Linked DNA regions of Mus musculus: all the other regions are linked to region 1. The links are chromatin loops, found by intact Hi-C in ENCODE. Cell type or tissue: heart. All regions are shown on one strand.

Region 1 (5,000 bases):
CCAGCCCCAGCCCCAGCCCCAGCCCCAGCCCCAGCCCCAGCCCCAGCCCCAGCCCCAGCCCCAGCCCCAGCCCCAGCCCCAGCCCCAGCCCCCACCCCTGCTCTCATCCAGAGCAGACCACCATTTCTGTTTTAGTAGACTCCAAATGGAACTGGTGAGAGCTCTTTACCCCACAGGGAAATCCTTGGACCAAATTGGGGGAAGGGGAAAAGGCCTTTTTTGTATCCTAAATCTTCACGCACTGGGCTGGATTTGCATATGTTAATATGGAAAACTGTAACTATGTAATGAGAAGCAGTGGGCCGTGTGGGTGAGTGGAATTCCTTGCAGTACTTTTTTTTCAGATGGCTTAATTTACTCTCTTTGTTGTATTTCGACAGATCCAGGTGTTTGGACGGAGCTGGTCTTGGTCCCCACTCCCCTCTCCTCAGATCTCTGAAACCGTGGCTCTCACCAGACTGAGCCTTGTCCAGGAGGTGACCAGGTTCCCCTCTCCCATCACGCGCCTACCTGAAACACCACCAGGAAGATGGCATGGGGGAGGCTACCCCAGACCAGAAAGCCCAGTCCCAGAGATCGGGAGGGGATGTGCCTGAGGGGGTGGGGAGGAGAGGGCAAAATTCCAGAGACAAGAATCCTCTATGGAGACAGCCCGCTGGGCTTTCAGCCTTCCATCTGGGTTCCACTAAAAACACATTTTGCGTGTTTCTGTTGTTCTTAAGTCTGGGTTTATTTCAAGAGGGGGAAATTATGAAGAAACATCTCTCCCCTCATTTTAACAGCAGCCTGTGCTTGGTAGGTTGTCATGTGGCTTGCCCCTCCTGGAGGTGAAAAAGAGGGGGTTGGCACGAATCCCAAGAGGTTCTAGGAGTGAGAGGTTCCAACGCTGCTTGCTGACAGAGTCCCAGGCCAGCGGATCTGACCCATGCTCTTTGCCTACCCACTGATGGCAACATAGATGGCCAGACAGGATCCTTGGTGGGCTGAGAACTAGGGAACGAAGACTGAGGTCAAGGAGAGACAGTGGAGCCGGCCCCACCTGGTGAACATCCACACAGAGAGAGCTGAGTAGCCGCCTTCCCACACCATTGCGAACCTTCTTTGAGCAGCATGTGTAAGTGTCAGGCCAAATGAGGCTGCATTTTGTCATGTAAAAAGCCAGGGGCTGGCAGAGGCCCCTCTTATGGATTCAAGCTCCAATCTAGGCTGAGAAGCCACAACATGACCTGGAGGCCTTGAACTTGAGTTAGTCTGTACCCCAGAGACAAGAAGAGGTCACAGGAGACTGGAAAAGTGGTCAGCAGAGGACTGCAGGATTAGTATTCGAAGCAACAATTACAAAATAGGTTGAGGAGCCTTGCTGCAGAGGGCAGCTTAGGATAAGATGGCTGCTAAAAGGAAAAGCAAGGGGGGTGTCGTAGTTTCTGGGTAAGGAATCTAAAAATAATTCCTTGCCTTTGGCTTGGTGGTATATGCAGTGACGTTAACAGAGTATCAGTATCAGAGCCTGAGAAGCCATTAGCCATCTAGTGCAAAGTCCACATCACTCTCCCAGACCCTTTTCCTGTGTTATGTGTACAGGATTTTGTCTGCATGTATGTTTGTACACCACATACATGCAGTGCCCGTGAAGGCCAGAAGAGGGCGCTGGATCCCCTGGAACCGGAGTTAACAGACAGCTTTGAGCCACTATATGGGTGCTAGCAATCAAAGCTGGGTTCTCTGGAAAAGCAGCCAACACTCTTAGCCGCTGAGTCAACTCTCAAAGCCCTCACTTTATAGTGAGGAAACTGAGGCTCAAAGAAAGGACACTGTTTGCCCAACACACAAAGCAAGTCAGCGGGTAGGCTAGTTCCACATCGGAGCTCCTTTTATTTGGTGCTGGTCCACTTTGTGACAGTGTGTGAACGGCCAGATCCGCATGAAGGGTATTCGAGAATTCCAGTAGATATGCCGCTCATAGACTCATATGTATGCACTACGTGTTCACTGGCCTTCAGATCCTGCCAGCAAAGACACTCAGTTCTCCCCAGTGGTTTGGTCCTCTCGACTGTTGGGCGGGCACACAGGCTGTATACAGGCAGAAAGCAGAGCTCAGTACATCATTGTAGATGGGCCTGTCTTTGTACAGAGTTAGTGCCAGACACAAAGAGAGAACTCAGACCCTAGGTTCTGGCCTTTATTAACCAGAGTAATTTTTGCAGAGCCCTCTCTGCCTCTGAGAAGAGGGGCTCTGCAATGACTCAAGTGGTCCTGCTTAGAAGAGCGTGACTGCCCCCTGGTGGCCACACATCTGATATCTCCAACAGTAGCTCCACCCCCTCCATCCAGTGCCTTGGTCCAGCCATTCATCAAGTAAGTATTGGGGCCCCCTGCTGTGTACCCGGGAGGTAGAGAGTGAAGAAGACCTTTTGCTAAGGGGGTGAACACCCTATGCTCTATAAAGGTCAGCAGGGCACTGTAGAATATTAATATGCAAAGCAACAAGTTGCTACAGTACAGGTTAGCCCAGGCTTAAAAAAAAAAAAGGTATAAGGTTGCATTCCAGCTTCTAGATAAGGTATCTAAAAATAACCCCTTGAATTGGGCATGGTGGAGTCTATCTTATAGTTCCAGCTACCCAGGAGGCTGAGGTGGGAGGAATCAATCAACCACAGAAATATAATAAGACCTCATTTTTAAAAATCCTTAATTGGTATGGGTTGGTGTGCTTTGTGCACAATCAACCAATAATCAACAGTCCTTTGTCTAAGATCTGTGTTTACAAAATACTGTATTTATACCTCCTGGTTTACCCTTCTTGTAGTCCCATATGGTGTCTATAATTGTCCATGCCTTAAAGAGCAATAGACTGGTCAGAAAACCCAAACGACGCCCTCCAGGTTGCAATTGGCAATAGGCTCCTGTCTAACCTGCAGATTCCAGTTGGTCCAGATGGCCTTCTGGGAGGCAGGCACACTAGGCTAGGGTTGTAGGTGGGAGTCAGTCACATCTGCCACAAAATAGTTGGTGAATTGGGGAACTGGACCATAATGCAGCTCTCTCTCATCTTCCAGGGAACAGGGTTCCGTTCTGAAGTTGTACTCGATGCCTGGCGATGCCTGGTGAGCCTGACACAGGCAGATGCCCATTGAGGATGACTGGCTTGGTAGCTATGACACCACAGCCTTGAGTGACAGGCACAGCACGGAGTGCTGAGTTTGTTCCTGGCCACCACCAGGTACGTGAGCAGATGGGAGGTTAGAGTGCAGGGATAGCACTGAAAGACCTGAGCAAAGGAAGAGTTCTGGGGTCTCATCCTCCATATTATCTCCACTGTCAAGCACAAGTTAAAAAGGAATGAAAATCCCAGTGCAGCCTGGCAGTGCATGCCTTTAGGGAGGCAGAGGCAAGTGGATCTCTGAGTTCAAGGCCAGCCCAGTCTGCAGAGTATACTAGGGCTATACAAAGAAACCCTGTCTGGGGAAAGAAGAAGGGGAGAGGGGAGAGAGAGGGAGAGGGAGGGAGGTAGGGAGGGAGAGAGGGGTGGTGACTGGTCAGTCTAGTGCAGTTATTTAGAAACAGGCAAATGAAAAGGGCTCATAGCAGAGTAACAGAGCCTAAATTTGGTAGCATCCTGGAAATCACCCACCATGCCAGGCTCACAGACACGTGGGCCCATTAGGTTTCTTTCTATCTTTCTATCCCAGAACTGGTTTCAATGGAGTCCTGCAGATTCTGTCTCCAGATCACCCCAGGAAAATCCCACTGTTGGGTGCTTAGAAATCCAGCTTTGTTTTCCAGACTGTTTCTCTCTCTCTCTCTCTCTCTCTCTCTCTCTCTCTCTCTCTCTCTCTCTCCCCCCCCCCCTTCCCATCCTCCTGTGGATGACAGGGTAGCCTCAGTGTGCTGGTCACTCATACAACCAGCGTCTCATAGTCAGTCCCCTGCAGGGTCTCTTGGAGTGAAGCTGGGCCCCACAGACACCTTTGAGGGTGGGGCTTGACTGCTAATGGATAGCTGTGTATGGTGGCTTGGTGGGAGGTCATTCAGTTTAGAGGGGGTGCTAAAACTTTACTGTCTTTTTTTTCCCACCCTTCCCAGGGTTTTAGACATAAATATTCTCTAGTAAATTGACAATAGAAATCCCAGGCAGGGGTATTCCAAGGACAGACTTCATGCAAGATGTCCTTTACAGCAAAGGCGTGAGCAAGAAGAAGCAAGGCAGCTAGAGTCACTGACCTGCACGGCGCACTGCTGATGGCCACTTGTCCATACGACCTATTTCATCTTCACTGCAGAGAGCTCTCTGTGAGGTGACAAAGTCAACCCAAGGTCACCACACCAGGAAGCAACAGTGCTCACACAAGAGCCTTCTAATGCCAGCACGGCTTGTCACAAGGGCATCTTTGGGCTTTGCTGACTCTGGACATGACGTGAAGTATCCCATGAAAGAGTGAAATATTCAGGAGGCCAAACATCCTGAAGAGAAGGAGCAGGCATTCTGATGTAGGCAGATTGTGGCCACAGTGGGGCCTGGTTTCTGCCCATCCTAGGACACGCTGGCTGCCTCATGATTCAGCTCTGCCCGTGATCTCTGCATCTGAGTTTTCAAGGACCCCGTAACTCCCCAGCATACCAATGGCTCTCCCTCATCTTTTCCTGTTAAGCAGATTTAAAGAATGAACCAAGACTCTCGGCCGCCATTAATTTCACAGCCTTACAACATTTTGCATCCTTTTTATTTTTCTCGAGTCGTTTTTAAAAGCCCTTCTGATTCCTTTAATTCCCCATTGGTAAAGCAATTTCACTCTCCTCTCTTTTAACCTCCTCTCTCCTAAATACCCCCTCCTCTGAAAAGCTTTAAATAATGCAGCAAATTCTTGTTTCATTCCTTTTCGGTTTCCAGATGGATTTGCTTCTCCGCAGAACATCCCTGGGAATCATTTCTGTCAGACGCTTCCCTGGGTGCCCCCTTGGTCCTCACACCGACCTACCCTCTTCCAGCCACCTCCCACCTC
Region 2 (5,000 bases), 54 kb before region 1:
CTCAAGTCTAATAAAAACAGTTAGTTAGGCTGGGCGTGGTGATGCATACCTTTAATCCCAGAGGCAAAGGCAGTTGGGTCTCCGAGTTTGAGGCCAGTCTGGTCTACATAGTGAGTTCTAGGACAGCCAATGCCACATAAAGAGACCCTGTCTCCAAGATTTAATTAATTAACTAACTAACTAAACAAACAAAGCATGGATCTGGTGCTGGCTGGAACCGTGGCTGCCGTTTCTCCCCAGCAGCCTGCACAGCATCTTCCAGCAGTGTTGCTTAGGAAGGGGAATCATTCCTGGTTGGTTTAGGATTGGTTTTCTGCCCTGCAGCTAAGTGCGTTGTGTCTTCAGCAATAGGATCTCACCATGGAGTTATGATAGCTAACCAAGATGAAGGCAGTAGCTTGAGACCTCTGGGGCCTGCCTGACATTCACTCCTAGGGAGTATTCCATGCCCATGTACTGCGATTTTTATTTAACAGCCCATGGATTCTGAGAGTGACATTGTCTGTCCATTCATGGTATTTACGTTTGAACACCTTTTTAAAAATGAAATGTGAAATTAACTTACTAATGGGTTTCCACAAAGTTTTTCCATCTACCCTTAGTTTTAGTTAGCGCCTGTCCTCGCCCTCCCCCCAAGCCCTGTCCCAGGCCAAATCTTAACCTCTAGTGTCCCCCCTCCCCGTCTCTTTTCATATTTCATGTGTTCTACCAGTCCCTCCAATTATCATTTTTAGTTGGCTGTGGCCCTTTCCTTTGGGTAACCCCCTCCTTACCCTTCGATTCCCTCCCTGCCTAAGCCTTCCTGCCCCCCACTGGTCCACTCGTCTACTTTTGTTTTATTTATAATCGCCCCTTTCCCCTAAAGCACCCCAGTGTCTCCTTCCAGTTTCCTGGCTTCCGCTTGTGTTCCAAGTTAAACTCCACAACAGATGACTCGAGACTGGGATCAGCCGATGGGAGAGAATGTGCAGTGTTTGGTTTGTCTTCCCGGGCCTTGGTGACCTCATTCAGTATAATTTTTTCCAGCTCCATCCACTTAACCAGAAAATTTCATGATTTCGCTTTTCAATACATAGTTTTTGAAAAAGAACAAAGTACTGGAAGCATACGGGTGACCCCGGCAGCCGTTACACCAACCGAGAGACACAAAAGGTACCAGCAGTAGGATCTCACCTGTCCAGGGTGACACCTGTGACAGGGTCCTGTGTATCTGACTGGAAAGGATTAGCAGAAACTTTGTGTAGATGTACATTCTCTGTTTCTCCAGTATAGGACTACAATAGTTACGACTTGCCAAACTATATATCCATGCACCTCATAGCATGTAAATTACACTCCAAAATTATACATCAAAAGTTCAAGGAGTAGGCCTTCAGGTGTGGGAGGCCAGGGGCGTGGCAGGTGCACAGACACGGTTTTATCCTTGCCAGTGTCTACTGAAGGAGACAGACTCGGCAATCTTTCCCAGTTCTTACCGTATCTACCATGTCCTGAAAGCCTTTCAGACAATCTTTATCTGAGCTATGGAAAGGGAGGAAAGGGGCTGGTGGCAAAGCAAGCCCTTTGGTGACTGTGGATACAAATCTTCTAGGTACCCTTTCTAGCCCTTGGTGCTTAGTGCAGTGCGGTGGGGGTGGGTAGGGATGGGTAGGGATAAGGAGTTACAGTGGAAGCCAAGAACCTCAGGGTGACGTCTCCTGGAATGTCTGTACTTTGTGGAGGTGTGGGAAAGGTGTCAGTCTGTACTGAGCCAGGTTCTTACCCACTGGTGGCTCTGTGACCTTGTGTAGGACCTTGTGTGGGCCTGTGTTTTCCTCATCACGGGGCTCAATGAATCCTGGTTGTCTATCCCATGGGGTTATTTCAAGGTCCTAAAGAGATGGTGAAGATTTTTTTTTAAGAGAAGGAATAGAAAAAAACTAGTAATGAGCATGCAACTGGCCTCTCATACAGACATTTCGGAGTGAGTTTACACATTCCTGGTTCAAAAAAATGTCTGGCCAAAAGAAATTAAACAAAGAAATGTCAAGTACAGACACTGCATTAGGGGCCAGTGAATACTTTGGTAGCGAGCCAGACTTATCTTGTTGGACACCTTCTAAACTCAGGCGCAGGAGTCTGGCAGCCCTTGCTTCACACAGATGGTAATAGCAGGCTGACCCACAACTGAGCAGGGCCTCACTGCAGAGGTGACTGTGTCTCTCTTGTTCCTTTCTTGACAGCCATGCAGCAGATCCAGCTCAAATGAAGGAGAGAAAGAGCTTTGTCTGTCCTCAGAGCCCAATGCAGACCGTAGCCCAGTGCTGTCAGAGCGGAATGGGCAAAGCATGAGGCTCTGGGCCTGTTTGCGTGGCTATGAAGAGGCAGGATGGCCAGGCGAATGATTTGATCTGACTTGGGTAATGAAAATTGTTTGTTGCTGTTTGAAGAGCAATTGTGTAAGCAACAGTACTTCTGTGTTTGGCTGCCTGTGACTCACCACTGACTGTAACATAACCCCAAACTCAGAGGAGGCACAGGCTGTGGGCGTGGAGGAGGGGAGAGGAGGGATGCAGGGCAGAGGCCCCTTCTCATTCACCCTTTCTTCCCTCCTCACTGTCCCAGTCCCTCTCCAAACCTCTAAGGAACGTTCACGAGAAGGCGTTTGCCACCTGGACACAATGAGGCCTCGTTGGAGGGACAAGCGAGAAGCTGGCTGGGAGCCAGAGGCCCGGTTTGAATGGCTGTTGCCAAGGGGCTGCCAACAGTCCATCTCAACCCCCAAGAGGCTGACCCAGGATGGGGTGGGGGCCACCCCTCCCCACCTTGGAGGCCACAACTCACACCATTTGTGGGCCAGGCCGTGATCAGAATGTGCGGGGACAAGGTGGCTTTGAGTGGCTGAGCAGAGCCTCTCCCCCTCTGCTGGCTCCGGCCTCACTTGGATTAGAGCCTGCTCAGGGAGTCCCTTTGTTGGCTGCTTGTTATTCCACATGCACTGAGCACTGCGCATTCATCTTTATTAGTTCTAATTGCTTCCCCATTCTAATGGGATCTTGATATTCCCATACAATTGAAAGGAAATGTATTCATTAAAATAATTCTTCTAACTGCCGCTTCCAGCTGCTCCTCTAAAGTGACATTGTCTCTCCACGCAGCCTGCTGAAGCCTCTTATTAAGACTCTAGTCAAAAGCCAACTTTGGGCAGCAAACTTTCCTTGCAGGGGTTTCCAGACACTGGAGAGAGGGTGCTTTTTAATCAGGCTCACACAGAAGTTGAGGCCAGCTGGTGTAATTGGGGGCGCTGGTCCTCGTGGATAGAAGGGCTTGCCTCCAGCTCTGCCTCCTGTAACAATGACCCTTTCTGCATAATGGCTCATTTGGAGAGGGCTTCTCCCTGCACCTTCCACCTCTCCCCGCCCACATCGCATACGTGAAGCTTTTGTTTATGCCACAAGCAGTTACCAGGTGTGTTCTAAGCATGAGGCTGAGTAAGGAGCTGGGGAGGCAGGGAGGCGGGGCTGCACTCCCAAGGTGTTTAAGGTCTTGGTGGGTGGCTCCCAGCTAGCTTCTGCAGAGCTTTGAGGCAAAGGCATGGCAGAGAATTTCTGGGTATTCAAAGAGAATACACAAGGATCTGGGTTCAGATCCCCAACACCCCCATGCAAAGAGTAGCACACACTCCAGTGCTGGCCAACCTGGAGCGCCCATCTCCAAAAATAAATAAATAAGTAAATGAATGAATAAATAAATAAGGTAGAGCGTGATAGAGGAAGACTCCTGAAGCTGACCTCTGGCCTCTACACACATGCAAAGGCAAGTGGACCTGCATAGGTGTATGCACACACGCTAAATTAATTTTTTTAAGTTCAAGTTTTACTTTATTTGTATGTTTGTGGGGAAGGGGGACTTCAGTACCCAAAAGGAGCCTTCAGATCACTTGGAGCCGGAGTTACAAACAGTGGTAAGTAGCCCCAGGTAGGCTTGTAGCTGCAAGTTTAACTAAGCCACACTGCTTTGGCTCCCAGAGGGTCACACACACACACACCCAGGAACAATCTGGATTCTGGAATGAAAGACACATGTCAGTTAATTTATGATATGCTGTGACTAGCTCAAAGACTGGTCACTCCTAAACCTCCCCCCTGCTACTCTAGGCCCAATAGCGGAAGTGGCCAGGCTTTCTCTCCTGCAGCTCCTACATCCCACCCTTCTCACCCCAGGCAAGGGGATCCATACTCTGTCTTCCTTTCTCCCAGTTCCTAGCCCTCACAATATAAAAGTTCTGCGCCTCTCTCTCCACCCAGCTGTTGGCTGTTGGCTCTTTATTGATCGATCAAAAACCAGTTGGAGACAAGGGCCTTCAGCATTTGGACACACAGATTCCTGACAAAGTCAAAGCATTAAAACCAATCCCCACCAGGTGCTAAAACTGAACTCTGGAAGAGCAGGAAGTGCTCTTAACCAATTAATTCTCCAGCCCCCTAAATTAATTAATTTTTTTAAAGGAATGAAATGTTAGTAAGGGGAACTATTATTTAAAGTATATTTTATGGCCTGACATGGTAGTGCACACTTGTAATCCCAGCACTCAGGAGGCAGAAGCAGGTGAGTTCCAGGCCAGCCTGGTCTATATAGCACATTCTAGGACAACCAGGGCTACATAACAGAGAGGCCATCTCAAAACAAACAAAAACAAATTCAAAACATTCAGATATATCTGTTTATTTCATAACAGCTAAATCAAGAGATCATAGGTAAAAATATAATAAAGTTCTGAGATGTGAGAAACCAATGATCTATTTGGAGAAAAATTTGGCAGTTATAGAAGAGTGGCCAAGTGAATACATGCAAAGCATGCGTGGTGTAGTGAATACAGGCAAAGATGCATCGTGTAGTAAACACATGCAAAGCATGCGTGGTGTAGTGAATACATGCAAAGCATGCATTGTGTAGTAAACACATGTAAAGCATGTGTGGTGTAGTGAATACATGCAAAGCATGCATCGTGTAGTAAACAC
Region 3 (5,000 bases), 150 kb before region 1:
CAGGTGTGCTCTGTGCTCTGCCTCAGTGGATCTGGTTGTGGCAATACTATCTGTGATGCTGCCCCATGGGCTGGGAAGACTCAATGAGGCCAGACCTCTCTAGCCTGGCCTCCAGCCTTTGCAAACTGTAAAGCTGGATCAGGCCCTACCCAGAATGGTGGGAGAGATGATAGCCATCTGCTCAGAGGGTCCATGGTTCAAAGCCAGGAGGTGCTGTCCACATATCCAGCAGCACACAGGGGAGGGCCCCAGATTCCTCCTGCCTTGACCTCAGGAGGTGGGAGCTATCCAGACAATTTTCACAGATCCATAAAACTGACTTAGTGGGAGGTCAACTGTGGGAGTGGCTCCAAGGAACCAGGTGGGAGCCCAGAGGGCACCAATGAGGTTTCTTTTATTGCCATTATATATTAATTATCGTGTGACAGCCATTGCTTACTAACTGCTATGTGGGCTTGCGTGTGTGATCATGATGGCACCTGAGGGGTTGCCTCAACCCTTCTCTTTTTGAAATTATTATCATTATTAATTTTAGCCTCTGTGTTCTCAGTAGTCATCCCATAACACAGTGTTATTGCTACAGCTTCTTAAAGCGCCTACTGGCTACAAGTGTAACACCAGGGTGTAATTACAAACATATTATATTTATATTTGGCTAATTCTGCCTTCTTCCAGACTGTAAGCTCCTGAAAAGGCAGTTGGCTGCGTGCTAGTTTCTTGCTTCAAGTTATAAGTACCGGAACAAGTCTGGTGACTGCAGTTATGGATGAACCATCGAACCCCAGTCAGGAAGGAGGCACCAAAAGGTGAGACAGGACTACTCTGTCCTGTCCCTGGGGGCTGGGAAAGGGGACAGTGGGAGAAAGAGGCTTTCGGAGTTGGTGTGGAGCTGAGCTGGGAGGCCACAGCGTTGACAGAGAGATACCATCCTTGGTGAAGCAGGTGCAGGTCTGGGACAGAGCAGCTGGACAAGGCCTCTGGCCCCACCCAGAGGGGAGCTGCACCTCTGGCCCCAGGAAATCCAAGGGAGTCTGAGGATCCAGCTCTATCTTGCATCATAAGACCCTCAAAGTCCAGAAGAGCCACCAGCTCTCTCTCTCTCTCTCTCTCTCTCTCTCTCTCTCTCTCTCTCTCTCTCTCACACACACACACACACACACACACACACACACTCAAAAGGGCATTCTGCAAAGACGTCAGTGTTTAGGCCATTTGGGGAACAAGGTGGAGGCAGGGTCTGATTCCTGAAGGTGTAGGATGGATTTCCCCAGCTTGGGTCCTTTCTGATTTTAATCTCTACCTCAGTTTCCATTCCCTTATATCTACAGTGGGATGGAAACCCTCCCTTGGGTGTTGGTCCCACCGCTCTGGGTCTGCTCTCACCCCCAGCATGGGGTGGGGTGGGACTTACTGCCTGGGTCTCAGCTTCCACATCTGTCATACAAGAAGGGTGACTCCCATCTTCTTGAAGGCCCCTTCCAGCTCCAACTTGCTTGGTTCTATTCTGAGAAGAGAGCCCCACCTCTGGGGAGGGGGAGCATGAACATTCTTTCAGCTGCGATTCAACCCGGGCACATGTTTGCCCAGCCCCATCCTTCACATTTAGCCTGTAGCTGTTGCCACGATGGGCACGCCCTTGGCACCGCACTCTCTTCCCTCCCCCACGAGCCAGAGCCACAGGTGGGTGGCTCGCTTCTTGTGATGCCTAGGGGGATTGGAAGGACAAAACAAGGGGATGGGAAAGAAGAGGGAAGGGGCTGGGTTTGTAGAACTGGAGGTGTCCCTGAGTACTTGAGTTGAATTCCAGCTCTGTCCACGCAAGTGAGTGTTCTAGGACAAAAGTTTTATTAACCTTTTGGGACTCTGTTCCCTCTTTTATGAACTAAGAATAATAAAGATTTTAAAAGCATTCGATTACTGTGAGGATTAATTGAAAGAATACTTGTCAAGTGCCTGGTTTATGTATAGCTCTGTTCTCTGCAAGACAGGCACCACACCCCCTTTTTCTGTTCCGTGAAAGCCCTGTGGGGGCGCTTTGACGACTTTCTGAGAGGCGCTAGAGGCAGCCCGGCCAGCTCACCCTAGTGACAGTCTGAGTCCTGGGCCTGGAAGCCTCAGCCTGGAAGCCCGGCTTGGCCGCTGGCCCTCCTGCCCCACCCCCACCCGCCCTGGGAGCGCACCAGCGCCTTTGATCTGCAGCCTTCAGTGGGATTAGGAGTCCGCGAGCCGGGCTCCCTGGGTCCCCGCTCCCCGTCGCCTTCTCTCGGGCCCTCGGGCTGGCTCCGCCGCCGGTGGTCCCCGCCCCTCCTCCGGGCAGGCCACTGGGATTCCCCCGCGACAAGCTGCACAGGGAGGGAGCGGAGGCCCGAGCGGGAAGCGTCCTCCTGGACATTTTTGGCCGGGGACTCTGTGTAAAGTGTTTAAAAAGAAAAACTCTCCGGAGGAGGATGTAACCTTTTCTTAACATCTGGGGCTCAATTAGCTAATGACAGCAAAGCCTTCTCCGGTGTCGCTGACCCCTGGGCAGCAGCCCGGCTCCCCCACCCCCGGTATTTATACAGCTGCGGCCCCTCGCTGGGACGGGGAGCAGGGGGCTTGGCTGGGTTATCTCGGCGGAGATCCGCCGCCCACCCCCCCAAAAACCGAGAAAGGCTTAGCACGCAGTCCCACCGCCAGGCCCCTCAGCTCTCCTGGGCGTCTCTCCCTCGCCCTTCCCCTCCCGATCCTTCACGGCCCCCGCCTCCCTGCGCTCTCCCTCGGCTACGCTCCCCTCCCCCGCACCCTTCCTTTCTGCTGCGGCCCTCTCTCCCTGCTTCTCTGCTCTCTTTTCCCGGTTCGCGGGTCTGAGTTTCGACCTGAGTTCGCTACCCCTCCACACTCTTCCCCTTGGCTTCTCTCTCCTCCTCCCCTGCCTCTGCCTGCCTGCCTGTCTCTTTTCTCCCTGCTATCTGTCTCTCCTTTCTCCCTAGAGGCCTCCCTTTGCTCTCTGGCCCTCTGAATGGTTCCCTTGTCCGCCTCTCCCCCCGGGTTCCATGTCCATTTTAGCGCTTCCTCCCCACCTTTGTCTCCCAGCCTTACCCTCTGAATGCCTGTCTGTCTTCCGTGGAGGTGCCCTGTCTGCCAGACATCTACTCACACTAGGGCACAACCCTAGTGCTGGGCCACCTGTGGGCCAAGCATCCTGCCCAAAGCCCCTAGCTGGACACTTTGGGAGCTGACTAGGGTCTCAAGTGTGCAATGTTTAGGAGAGTGACATTTGTCCCCGTTCCGGGTTTTAAGGGCTTGTGTTGAGGCTCTCCTGGTTACAGCCAGAGGGGATCTGAGGGCTTATGAAGACACTCATTGGCTCCAGCTGCTGGAATCTCACTTTCCCTGCTTGGGCCCCCAGGCTCCTTCTCCCCCACCACAACCTGCCTATTTTGAACCCAGGGACAGTTTAAACACTCCCCATTCCGTTTCCTTCAGCACAGTAACGCAGGCCATACACTTTTTGGTTCTTTTTTTACTTTTTAATCACCAGTACCAAGGAGAAAGCGATAAAGCACAGGAGAAAACACAGAAAGGGCAACGCGCGCAAAATAGGCATGCCCGACGGCAGCTCAGAGGCCGGAAGGAAAGCACAGAACGTAGGATGCCAAGGAGTGGATTTTGTCACTAACGCCATTGTTTCTAGAAGTCTGTAATCTTGGAGCATTACTTTACAGGCCTCAGTTCCCTCTATAAAATGGGTCTGATTGTAATTAAGCAACAACAAACCACATTGCTTGTAAAACAGCAGACATTGGGAACCGGTCTTTCATTTGAGTTTTGTTTCCTGAGAAAATCTGGGAGTTTAGGATTCCCCCACCCCTTCCCCAGAATACAATTATATTCCAAAATTCTTCATCTCAGTCGTTAAAGCATATTACATTCTCTCATCCCCCTTCTATCAAAGGGCGAGGGCTTCAAGTTCTTTTAACAGAAAACGACAGACACAGGCAACGTTTGTTAAGCGGTGGGAACTGTCCCAGAGTTCTCCAAGCCCTTTGGATGAGGATACGAAGGCCCCGCGGTGTGCTTTGAGGGTGCTTAGTGGATCTTCAGGAAAGCCAGCCAGGCAAACAAACAAGACAATACTGTTGCCCAGATTCACACGTGGGAAAACAGAGAGATGGCGTTGTCTAAGGACCACCGACGTCTCCGAAGAAATAGCACCACTGAACTGGATCTGTTCTCTGGCTGTTTGTGCTGATGGGGCAGAAGAGAAGGGTTTCTTGGAAACCTTTGGAAGCTAGCTAGATTCAAGTTAGTGAGGGGCCCAATTGTCACCCCCCTCTTGACCCTGAGCTGGCTTGGATTGGTTCAGGAAGCAGCGGGTCCGCCGAGACATCGACTGCTGCCCCAGTGCCCTCCGGATGGAGAGTGCCGAGACGACTTAATTTGCAGGAAGACGCTCACACTAGCTCATCTCGGGCCAGCCAGGACGCAATGGGGGGTCGGATTTGGCTCCTCCCAAGACCCCTCCCCAAAATCCTGTCTGGGCGCACGCTAGAGGTAGTGGCGGAAGAAACCAGAGCTCTGGCGCCAGCGCCGAGAGGGGATGGGGAGGGCAAGCCTCTGGGAGCTTGGCTGCCTCTTGCCAAGGTCAATCAAGCCGTCCCATATTCAGGAGCGCTGCGAGCACCGGGCAGCGGGCCCAGCCAGGGAGGGTGCACCGTACCCGGGCGAGCGCTTCCCGCGCCTCCCGGCAGGTGCTCGAACCTTAAGCGGGCAAGGAGCCGGTGCCCAGGCAGAGGCCAGAGCCCGGCAGCAGGCGCGGGCGTGGGAGCCGCCAGGGCGGAAAGAGTCCCACCTAGGGATGTTTTATGCTAATATGCACCTGGCTGGGCTGCGAGTAGAAGGACCCTGACCAGAAGGAAGAAGTTCCGGAGAGCCGGAAACTTCCGGAAGCTCTTGATTCCACGATAAAAGGCAATTCTACGGCTCGTTTGCTGGGTGGCCTTGGGGAAGTTACTTGGGGG
Region 4 (5,000 bases), 590 kb before region 1:
AGTGGACCTTGCTCAAAAAGAGGTTCTACAGCTCTCTATTCATGATTGGATCATACTGAGAGCAATGTCTTTGTTGGTGGCTCAGCAGGGTATGGGGATGGTAGTGATTTTGCTAAGGGCCTCCTATGACAAGCAGTGAAGGCTCTTCCTTGTGTGTTTGCAGAGCATTGGTCTTGCTTCCCAGAACGCATCACATCTGCTCTCGGTGTCAGCCACACAGTGCTGCCGATAAGGTGCAGCCACAGATAAACTCCTCGTCTACGACCTTGCTGTTTTGCAAACACACCAGTTATTTTCCCATACCAGAGCGTTTGCACCCCTCTTCTGTCTCCCCATGTCTCCTCTCCTTCAGACTGAATTCTACACCAGCACTATTGATGTCTTACACCCAGAGACCACCAGGAACCTACCTGCCAAGAAGCCTGGGTTTATTGCTTGTTGCAATGAAGGGGAACACAGCCCGGGGCACTGTGGATGTCTCAGGAAGGGGGAGTCCAGGAGGCTTAGCAGGGTTGGACTTGTTTTTGTCTAGATCTAGCACAGCTCCTTGTCTGAGCTTGATGTCCTGTGCGGTTGCTTATATTACAACAGGAAAGCACCCAGCTTTCCTGGGAATGTCCTCCTTCCCTCTGAACTGTATAGCAGGAATGGCTTTCTAGGCCCTGAGCCCAGTGCAGAGAACTGAAACTGGGGGAGGCGTGGCAACGGGCGTTGAGTGAAAGCACTTTGAGTGGCCCAATGAGGGTGTATCCAGCTGTTCAGCTTGCAGTCTCACTTCTGGTAGCCATGCCAGCTCTCTCAGGCAGACCAGGTCTGGTTTCCCATTTCCTGGCATGGTCACAAGGTCTCAGCCAGGCTCCTCCCAGTGCTATAAAGGCTGTGAGGGCAGGGTCATGTCCCCCTCCTACCCCCAAACAAAAACACAGAACAAAGCATACAACTTTGGTTTGACTGCAAGCACAACTTGGCAGTGCGTGGACTACATGCGGGGCAGAGGCTCCAGACTGTACTCGTGTTCTGTGGCCACACAGGATGGAAAAGCATGAGGCAGAGATCCATCAACACTGGTCATAAACACCAGCAGACAGTGTGGGCATGCCTGTGGTTCTTTGGCCCCCATGTGGGGCCCGAGCTTGTGCATACCATCTGGGGCCTGGCTCTTCTTAGAAGAGTTTTATTTATCTCTGTTATCCAAGGCCTAGAGTTGCTGACAGGCTTGTAGGATTCAGGAAAGGGCCTAGAATAGGTAACCACTAGCATCAAACATACAGAAGCATCTGGGCTGTCTGCTTCTCATTATCTGATCCTAATCTCTCATCGGCCTGTTCGGGGTTGGAGAGATGGTCCAATGGCAAAAAGCACCAGCTTCCCTTTGGGCGGACCTGGGCTCGGTTCTCAGCATCCTCATTGTAGCTAATAATCCTCTGTAGTTCCAGTTGTGGGAGTCTAATACCCTCTTCTGACCTCCTTGGGCACCAGACATACATATGATGTGCAAGCAGACATGCACACGGAACACCCATACACGTAAAATAAACACATGTAAAATAAAAGGAATAAGCGGTTATAAATCTTACTTTACAGACAAAGACACAGATGTTGTATAACTCGTCCAAAGACACACAGCTCATGAGGTGCCAGATAAGATTCAGACCCGGGCCTGCCTCGGTCTTGGTTCTCACAGTTCTGTGGCCTCGGTGGAGGGGACTGGGCATTTGGGTGAAGGAACCGCATTAAAGAACACTCTAGATCATGAGGACTTGAGAGCAATTGCTCAGAAGGGCCGGTAGGAAGTATTCTGAGCTGGGTTAGAGTACAGAACCTGTCCCCAAAGAACAGGAAGAGAGAGGACTGCTCTGGACCCTGCGTTAAGCGGATTCCTAGGCAGCCTGTGCTGTTTCATAAGTCTCAGACCTGCAGGGTTGGGGTGTGGAAACCTTGACTCCTCCTTGATCTTTTTCTTAGCTGAGAGTGCCGCAGCTTCCTCTATGGCCACCAGGGGGAGGCGATACCCTGTAACTGTCTGCAAAAGCGAGCCACTCCCGGTCCGGTTCAGTCTCTGGCCACTATGATTTTCAGTCCAATTCTGCTCCAAGGAAGGGGATGCCTGGTTTAGAGAGGCTGGCTGATGAGGCCTGGTTTGCATGTCGTGGCCTTCACGTTCAAAGAGTAGTTCTCTCTCTCTCTCTTTCTCTCTCTCTCTCTCCCTCTCTCTCTCTCTCTCCCCCGCCCCCCTCCTCCCCGCACTCGGGTGGGGGAAGGGAAGAGAGAAACATAATACTTGCATTTCCACTGTCTTAGAAGTTTGTTTCACTGAAAGCCGCTGGCCCTTTGATAGTGTTCATGTGTTAAAACTCCCAGAGTTTTGTAAAATATCCTCTTCCATATTTAGTAAAAGACAACATAGGACGTCCCTACTGACATGATTACCACGAGGCTCTTCCTTTTCAGTCAGGTTGGTTCACTGAATTCCTGCTGTGGCTTCCTAACTGTTACAAATATGTAGCAAAAAGAAACAAAACAACCCTAGGGAGCCGGCTCATCAGAGAGGCGCCAGCTGCTCAAGTCAGGTGGTGGAGTTCAGTCCCTGGAACTCCTGAGAAAGGCTAGACATAGTGACACATTTGCAATGCCAGAGCTCCTACTGTGAGATGGGAGGTGGAGATGAAAAGTCTGTGAAATCTCGAGGGCCGAGAGTATGTAGCAGGGCAGAAACCAGAGAGAGCCAGCTCAAGGTTGAAGGTGAGAACTGACTTTCCAGAGTTTTCCTCCAACTTACATGCGCATGAGCACACACACATACACACAGAGTGACACACGTATCTACACAGACACACACAGGGTCACAGAGAGACAAGGACACACATATACACACATGCACATACACGTACCACATGTACACACACATACACACAGACATTTACATAAATGTACACACACAGATATTTACATATATGTATACACACACACAGACATGCGTGCGTGCGCGCGCGCGCGCACACACACACACACACACACACACACACACACACACGTACACCAACAGCAGCAAAAGACAAACTAAAAGATACAGCTGGGATCTGGATCAAAATGGGTATTTGTGTGTACTGGAAGCAGATAAAAGGGTTTGCTGCTCAGAATCTAGAAGCATTAGAAGGCCCAGGCACAGCTCCCAACAAGTGCGCCCGAGGTGCTCTGTGCAAGACAGAGAGCAACAGTGAGGGTTCTCGAAGGCAGCGGTGAGTGACGTTCCTGCCAACTGTAAATGGTGGCTGAGAGGGAAATCTCTGGTCATGTTGAGCCAAGAAGATAAGGTATGTGAGAATGAAGACCCATTGCTGCTGGGAGCTGAGCCAAGCCATCCCTTCAACTGCCTGAACCTGGGATGTCCTCATGTTCCCCTGGAGGCCCAAAATGCTGTGAGAAGACCTGGTCTCTACCAGGCCCAGGATCTCAGTTCGAGAGAGTTGGAGACAGAGTGAAAAAACCAACAACAGAATCCCTCGAGGGGACAGGAGCACAGAGCAGTGGCCTGAGGGTAAAAGTGTCATGACGAAGCCCAGTATTTTGTAACTTAAAAGTTTAACTGGAAAGACGAAGAAGAAAAAACCAAAAACAAAACCCAAAACCAACTGGTTGACGATTGTCTCAGCTCTGTACGGAGGCCAGCATGGCCACAGAGACATGCTTGCCCCGGAGAAATCTCAGGTGCAGACTGGGACTTTATGGTGACTGAAATGTAGCTTACCACATGACCCGAAGCTCCCTTGAATGCTGGGACTTGGTGTTGAGGTGAATACTGGAAGGCACTCAGCTAAAAAACTTTATATTCGTGAACACAACATCAAAACTGGTAGCCAGGTACTTTAAACATTAATATTTTGAGGAATGAGGACTTCTGTCAAGTCAAGTGAGAGGATCCGTTATTTTTTTTTTAACTTCTTATTGATTGTTTGTGGATTTCACATCATGTACCCCAATCCCTCTCACCTCTCCCTCCCCTCATACCCACCCTCTGCAAACTCCCCCACAAAAGAAAAAAACAAAACAAAATAAATAACGACAACAATAACAGAGATCTCATTGTGAAAGTTGCAGTGTGTCACTTGTGCCCTATACCGTACTCCTCTGTCCACACATCTTCATTTGCCAATGTTCCCTGCAGCAGTGAATTGTTGGTCTGGCTCCAGGCCTCTGGTTTCTGCTACACTATCAGTACTTGATCTTCACGGGACTCCTCTCAGACATCCTGTGGTTGCCCGTGTTTTGAGATCCTGCAGCTTTGGATTTGTAGCCTTGGCCTCTTCACGAGCTCCAGCAGTTGAGGTGGGCCAACTCAAAGTCCTGGATCTGGGCCTGGGCAGTAGCCGAGGTCGTCAGCTCTCCAGCTCTCCTGTACCTGCACTACCAGGTTGAGTTCCCCAGTGCTTCTCTGGCTAGCTCACTCTATGCTGCAGTTGGCAAGAGGCAGTGCTAGCCCTCCTGCTAGCATGCCCTTCACGCTCATTCACTCACTCCCCTCTCACCAAGGCCAACTCTACTGTCCTGCCCAGGCACTGGGGCCTTCTGACCCAAGTGCCGAAACTGGTGAGGGTAGGGATAGCTTTCCTGCTTTCATGACCTTGGGGCTAGCTCTCCTGCCTGCCCCACCGGAGTGAGGTGTGTGTGTGTGTGTGGTCATCCTTCCTGTGATCACAACACCTCATAATATCATAATACACTTATCTTGTGGGATCACATTTACTGTGTGACATTGCTTGAGGAGACATGAACAAACATCTCTCCACCTCAGATAAGGCAAATTGGAAAGAAAGAAGTCCATGAAATGTACCCAGTGAATCAGTGACTTTAATTACTACACACCTGGGCATAGGTGAGGAGTTACTCAAAGGAGCCTCAGTGACACAAAGGCAGCCATGTCACCGAAAGCCCACTCCTGCCCACCGTGTCCCACCAGTCTCCTTAGCTGCTTTTGTAACTTTGGGGAAGGGTCTTGGATG
Region 5 (5,000 bases), 480 kb before region 1:
ATGGCAGTTTTAACCATAATTTTTAAGTTTCTTGTGTGAGGTTAGGATAATACCTACAACCTTGGGAAAGCAAAACCTAAGTTTAAAACAATTTATTATCTTTAAAATCAATATTAGAAGCATTACTATCATATTACGAAGTTTGGATGTCAATTAATACCTATGAATACCTATTAAAGCAAGATTTAATGCTTTAATAAAGAGGCATTGTTTTAGATCTTATCTTAAATTTTACTATTTAGGATAGGAACCACATTAATTATTATCGAAACTAGAAATATCTTTAGAGACCCAGACTCTTGGCCTGCTTTATGCCACGTGTCAGAAGGACTCTAAATTTGAGTTATCAAATTTAACACTAACCATCTGTAGCAATGTAACAATTATTAATCTTAACCAACAACTTATGAGCTGAATGTGAAAATATGCAGAGCACATTTCAATAAAAAAGAACCAAATGAAGCAGTTACATTTAGACCAATCAGAGAATATTAATTTTTGTAGCTACAGTCATAGAATAAAAGGCACTTTACCATTGTCAAACACATTAGTCACAAACCATTTATCAGCTTTTTTACCCCAAAACTAAGAGGCTGTGCACTCGCCCTTATTTCCTAAAATGAACAGTTTTTCCAGCAGGGGCCCTCCTGCCACGTGTCTGATTCCTGGCTGAAACACGTGGCAGCTCTCGGCTTTGCAGATAAAGTTTTTTATACCATCTTTATTATCCAACATAAAACATAGAACATTCATTCATACAGACTGGACACGAACATACATGAATTGAACACGAGAACAGATTGGTGCACCAGACATTAGACGAGACACAAAAGGGAACAGAGTACTCCTGCTATAAGGCCCAGAGAGAAATTTCTCTCTGCTTTTTGGGACATTTTCCTCCCTCATGATGCAGTTTTTATTAACTGCGGCAATCCGCCTGATTATTAATTTCCTTTTAATAAACCCTTTCTTTTCTCACGCCTAATGTAGCTTCAGAGAGCCACGGCCTACCACCTGTTACCCAGCTCCTCTTAAGCTTCACTGCTGAACCTAAGTGAACCAGCGCTCGGGTTTAACGCTGTCTCAGCTTAGCCCATACCTTCTCCGGTATGAATTTCCTTTATCCTTTAATTATTCCATGGAGATCCGAACCAGCAGTGTCTCTTCCAAAAATCCTTTGCTGTTTCTCAGTCCCGAGTTGGTTCGCCAAATGTGTCCGGCCAACAGATCACAACATGGGTTCTAGCCTGGAAAGGCATTTTGGAAACCTGGAAGAGAAGAGGAGCTAGGTGGCGAGATAAAGAAATGTAGCTAAGACAGTCATTCTGATCAAAGCTCTATTTTACTGTTCCACACGCAATTATAAAGCAGGGGAAGGGGGCCCGATTCCCGCCAATTAGTCTTGGGGTCCAATAGCAGGGTGACCACGTGCACGGCTCCGAACAGCAAAGTGGCAGGTTCCAGCAATGGGCATGGCAGAACGATTGAGCGGGAAGCTCCACCCCTGAGCAAGCAGGTTTCAGGCTGAGGGAGGGGAGACTACATGGTGGTCATACCTATGTTTCCAACACTCAGGAAGCTGAGGCAGGAGGATCAAGACTTTAAGACCAGGTTAGATTACAGAGTGACAAACCATCTCAAAGAAAATAAGAATATATATATATATATAAACCACTTACTGAAACAGAAATGAAATAAAATAAATATGCAGATATTTAAGGATCATAGCAGACATTAAGCTGGAAATAAACAAATAGTAACTAGAGAAGCAGGCAAAGGCCTGAGTCTCGCTGGGCTGGGCCAGCAAAGCAAACCTCCTGGAGGAGAAAAACCCAAGCTCTGGACAGATTCCCTGTTGCAGGGCAATGACAATCCAGAAGAGAGAGGGAGAGGGAGAGGGGAAGAGGGGGTAGGAGGGGGGAGAGGGGGGAGGGGGAGCTGTCCTGAAATTTTGTAGACCATACCTGCCTAAAACTCAAAGAGATTTGCCAATCTTTGTCTCCTCAGTGCTGTGATTAAAGGAGTATACCACTAGCACCCTGGCAAGAACTAGTCTTTTGTCTGCTTGACTGGGAGGAAGGAGACAGTTAAAGAGCTAAGGCTATGTATGGCCCAGCCAGGACTGTAACATGATGTGGCTTAAAGAACTCACTGGTGTTGAAAGTGAATGGTTGAGGCTGGAGAGATGGCTTAGCCCTTAAGACCAGCTCTGATCCTCTGTAAGAGCAGGCCATGCTCTCTCTCTCTCTCTCTCTCTCTCTCTCTCTCTCTCTCTCTCTGTGTGTGTGTGTGTGTGTGTGTGTGTGTGTGTGTGTGTGTGTGTGTACACTTTGAAGACTGTGATTTTCCTCCCATTCCCCTTCTCTTTGCTTTGGTTTCTGGATCGTGAAGCCCATGGAGGCTGATGAGTTGAAAGTGGGTTTTGTTTACTAATTTTCCAGAGTCTGGGAGGAACCCATGCACGTATCTACACACACTCGCAAGTCCGACCTCCTGGGTCCATCCTCCAGGTCTAGAAACTATCCGGGACTTAGGACCAAGTTTAAATATTAACTGCAGTCCCCTCCACAGCCCGCCTTCCAGTATTTCCTCACAAATCTTTGTGGGCTCCGCATTTCTTAGAAGTAGAGGATTTTCAGTAAGTGAAGCAGTTGGTGGCAGGGCTTGGAAATTTTGTCCCTCCACATCTCCCAGGAGAGTGAAAACCCCAAGCAGCAGGTTGTGTGGAAGGAGGGGACTGAAAAGACAGAGGGACAGCATGGAGCAGGGGGTGAGGGTGGGGGTAAGAAGCGACCTCTGCGCGCCCAGCTGTTTCTGACCCAAGCTGGACTCCTGCAAGACTGCCCCTGCCTCACAGAGCCCCAGGCTCCACGTCTTTTGAGTTGAGGACCACCCGGAGAGAGCCTACAGCAGGGACAGAATCCCTCTGCAGCAGAACTTCAGAGAAATTAAAAATCCTCCCACTAGAGGGCATAGGTGTGCTTCACAGAACCGAGAGACCTGGGAGGAGCTTCCGGGTCTGAACCAGCCTTCTGAGGTGAGGGGAAGGATTCTTGGTGCAAGGACTCTCCAAGCACCTCCATATGCACACCCCACGCACCCCGGAGGCTGCAGGAGGCCAGATCGAATTTGAGAGAGAATATTTCTCCCTTCTCCCAACATGAGGGCTACATGGAATAGGAACTGAGAACGTTTTGTAGAACTTTGGAATCAGTATCCACTCCCAAGCAAGCAGCAGCCTAGGGAAAGGGTCCACTTTGCTGGGTGGCAAACACTTCAGTCCCTTTGGTTCCAGCAGCCACTGAAAAGTGTGACTCTTCTTTGGTGATTCAGACACGGTGGCAGGGGGTAGGCCCTTCGGCACTCTGAAACTGGACCACAAGCTTGATCTGTGAGTTTCCTTTCCCCTGTGGGTGATCTCACCATAGCAAAGCACCCCTCTCTCTGTTTATTCTTCTACCCCCCCCCTTTTTTTTAAATGTCATTGTTGCTGGAAGTCACACACGTTTAATCCCAGAACTCAGGAGGCAGAGACAGGCAGATCTCTGTGAGTTCAAGGCCCACCTGGTCTACATAGTGAGTTCCAGGACAGTCAGAACTCTGTGAAAGACCCTGTCTCAGAAAACAAAACAAAGCAAGACAGTATATCCTTGTCAGTATGTGTCCATTATACAGGACAATGGACTTGACTGTGATGCCTTCATACATGCACATAGCAGATTTCCATCACCTTCATCTTCATCCAGTACCTGCTTCTGTTCCTTCCACTCCGTTTTCTTTGTCAGCTGAACCCTGGCCCTCCTATGTGACTTTTTAATAATAAAAGTCCAGCTTTCAGTGCTAAGACAAGGGTTTGCTGTCTCTAGCTTTTGTAGTTGTCTTGGGAAGGACAGCTATTTCTAAGGTTCTAGTTGTGGGAAGCAGGTGACGGGATCACACCCTGTGTAGGACTTGAACTTGGATCCTTTTCTAATTCACTCATTGTTGAGCTGCACAGAGTACTACAGAGAGCACTGCAATACTCAGAGAAATCTAGTAACCACTAGCGATCAGCAGGCCTGTGTTCTGTGCCTAGCTTAGAGAGCACTGCCCTACCTCCTTGATTGTCCATCCACACAACAGGCATCTCTGGTATGGTGCTAAGAATCCCTTGTGGTGACCTGGTGCAGAACTCTACCGGTTGCTGTGTGAGTGAACTTCTCTGACACAAGCTATCTAGGAAGCATGTGTTCTTATGTGGTCACACTTCACACACAATTGCCTTCACCATCAAGACAATTTCAATTCTTCCAACTGTGTATACGGTGTGTCTCTCTGACTGGTCTCGGGTCCCTTGGCTGTGAGCTTGCATTGTACATCATTAAGATTCTGTGTGCATGCCTTCTCTTCCCTTGTCTCGTGATTGCTTTCTTTTACCTGAGCTGATGTGGTTTCTTTTCTTCTTCTCCTTCTTTCCTTTCTTTTTTTTTTTTTTTTTTTGAAAATACAGACATGAATGGAAGTTTATTTATTTATGTTTTTTAAAATTTATTTTATGTATATGAACACAATGTAGTTGTTTTCAGAAACAGGAGAAGAGGGCTTGAGACACCATGTGGTTGCTGGGAATGGAACTCAGGACCTCTGGAAGAGCAGTCAGTGCTCTTAACCATTGACCCATCTCTCCAGCCCCAGGTTTGTTCTTCTTTATCTGTCTTTTGTATTTTATTATTGGCACTTACCTATTCTCCTTTATGGGTGGCTCTACCATCTGTCTCCTCCCCGCAAAGATAACTTTTGTTATGGGAATAGATAGCTATTGAGTTGTCCTTAGTTCTTCCCTTACAGAAAGCAGTTGTGAACCTCTGTGTTCCCTTGTGGGCTGGGCGGGGATTTCCTGTGCAGAGGCAACGCTCTGGAAGGATTCATTTCCACCTAAACCTACAGGGCCACACCTTCTAATCCTTTTCATAGCCACCTACTCTTCAGTGATGCAACAATGACTGATGGCAAAATCCTTC

The links. Peaks named below come from ENCODE experiments on the same cell type or tissue, not always from the same donor. Only the 100,000 strongest peaks of a DNase experiment are listed, where the experiment ranks them.
Region 2: a loop joins it to region 1, with 2.0 times the contacts of the local background. A loop is called at or near these places in 9 of 42 quality-filtered maps.
Region 3: a loop joins it to region 1, with 2.4 times the contacts of the local background. A loop is called at or near these places in 4 of 42 quality-filtered maps.
Region 4: it touches region 1 in a loop (2.8-fold over the local background); 4 of 42 quality-filtered maps call a loop at or near these places.
Region 5: it touches region 1 in a loop (8-fold over the local background); 3 of 42 quality-filtered maps call a loop at or near these places.

The regions. Positions count from the first base shown.
Region 1 is chr16:21,390,653-21,395,652 of GRCm38, forward strand. It overlaps Gm36224 (a long non-coding RNA gene), which reads left to right and starts at 898. Exons shown (of 3, transcript XR_001782019.2): 1 at 898-1,114; 2 at 2,205-2,355; 3 at 3,057-3,214. It overlaps Gm36150 (a long non-coding RNA gene), which reads right to left. Exons shown (of 3, transcript XR_384725.2): 2 at 4,222-4,461; 3 at 1,850-2,070. In heart, CTCF peaks have their summits at 1,620 (motif pointing right) and 2,278 (motif pointing left); a DNase peak (open chromatin) is centred at 2,289; H3K27ac peaks cover 2,836 bases.
Region 2 is chr16:21,337,073-21,342,072 of GRCm38, forward strand. No RefSeq gene overlaps it. Among named protein-coding and RNA genes, the nearest start is that of Gm16863, 43 kb to the left of the region's middle. In heart, no CTCF peak of the experiment used is centred here; DNase peaks (open chromatin) are centred at 2,179, 2,589 and 2,679; H3K27ac peaks cover 1,872 bases.
Region 3 is chr16:21,244,007-21,249,006 of GRCm38, forward strand. It overlaps Gm16863 (predicted gene, 16863), which reads right to left. Exons shown (of 5, transcript NR_046162.1): 5 at 3,493-5,000. Among named protein-coding and RNA genes, the nearest start is that of Mir7680, 9.6 kb to the right of the region's middle. In heart, CTCF peaks have their summits at 2,021 and 4,743; DNase peaks (open chromatin) are centred at 2,135, 2,745 and 4,625; H3K4me3 peaks cover 2,791 bases; H3K27ac peaks cover 3,988 bases; H3K27me3 peaks cover 349 bases.
Region 4 is chr16:20,802,707-20,807,706 of GRCm38, forward strand. No RefSeq gene overlaps it. Among named protein-coding and RNA genes, the nearest start is that of Gm22741, 60 kb to the left of the region's middle. In heart, a CTCF peak has its summit at 2,001 (motif pointing right); a DNase peak (open chromatin) is centred at 1,995; H3K4me3 peaks cover 959 bases; H3K27ac peaks cover 1,460 bases.
Region 5 is chr16:20,906,142-20,911,141 of GRCm38, forward strand. No RefSeq gene overlaps it. Among named protein-coding and RNA genes, the nearest start is that of Gm6551, 20 kb to the right of the region's middle. In heart, CTCF peaks have their summits at 2,919 (motif pointing right) and 3,127; no DNase peak of the experiment used is centred here.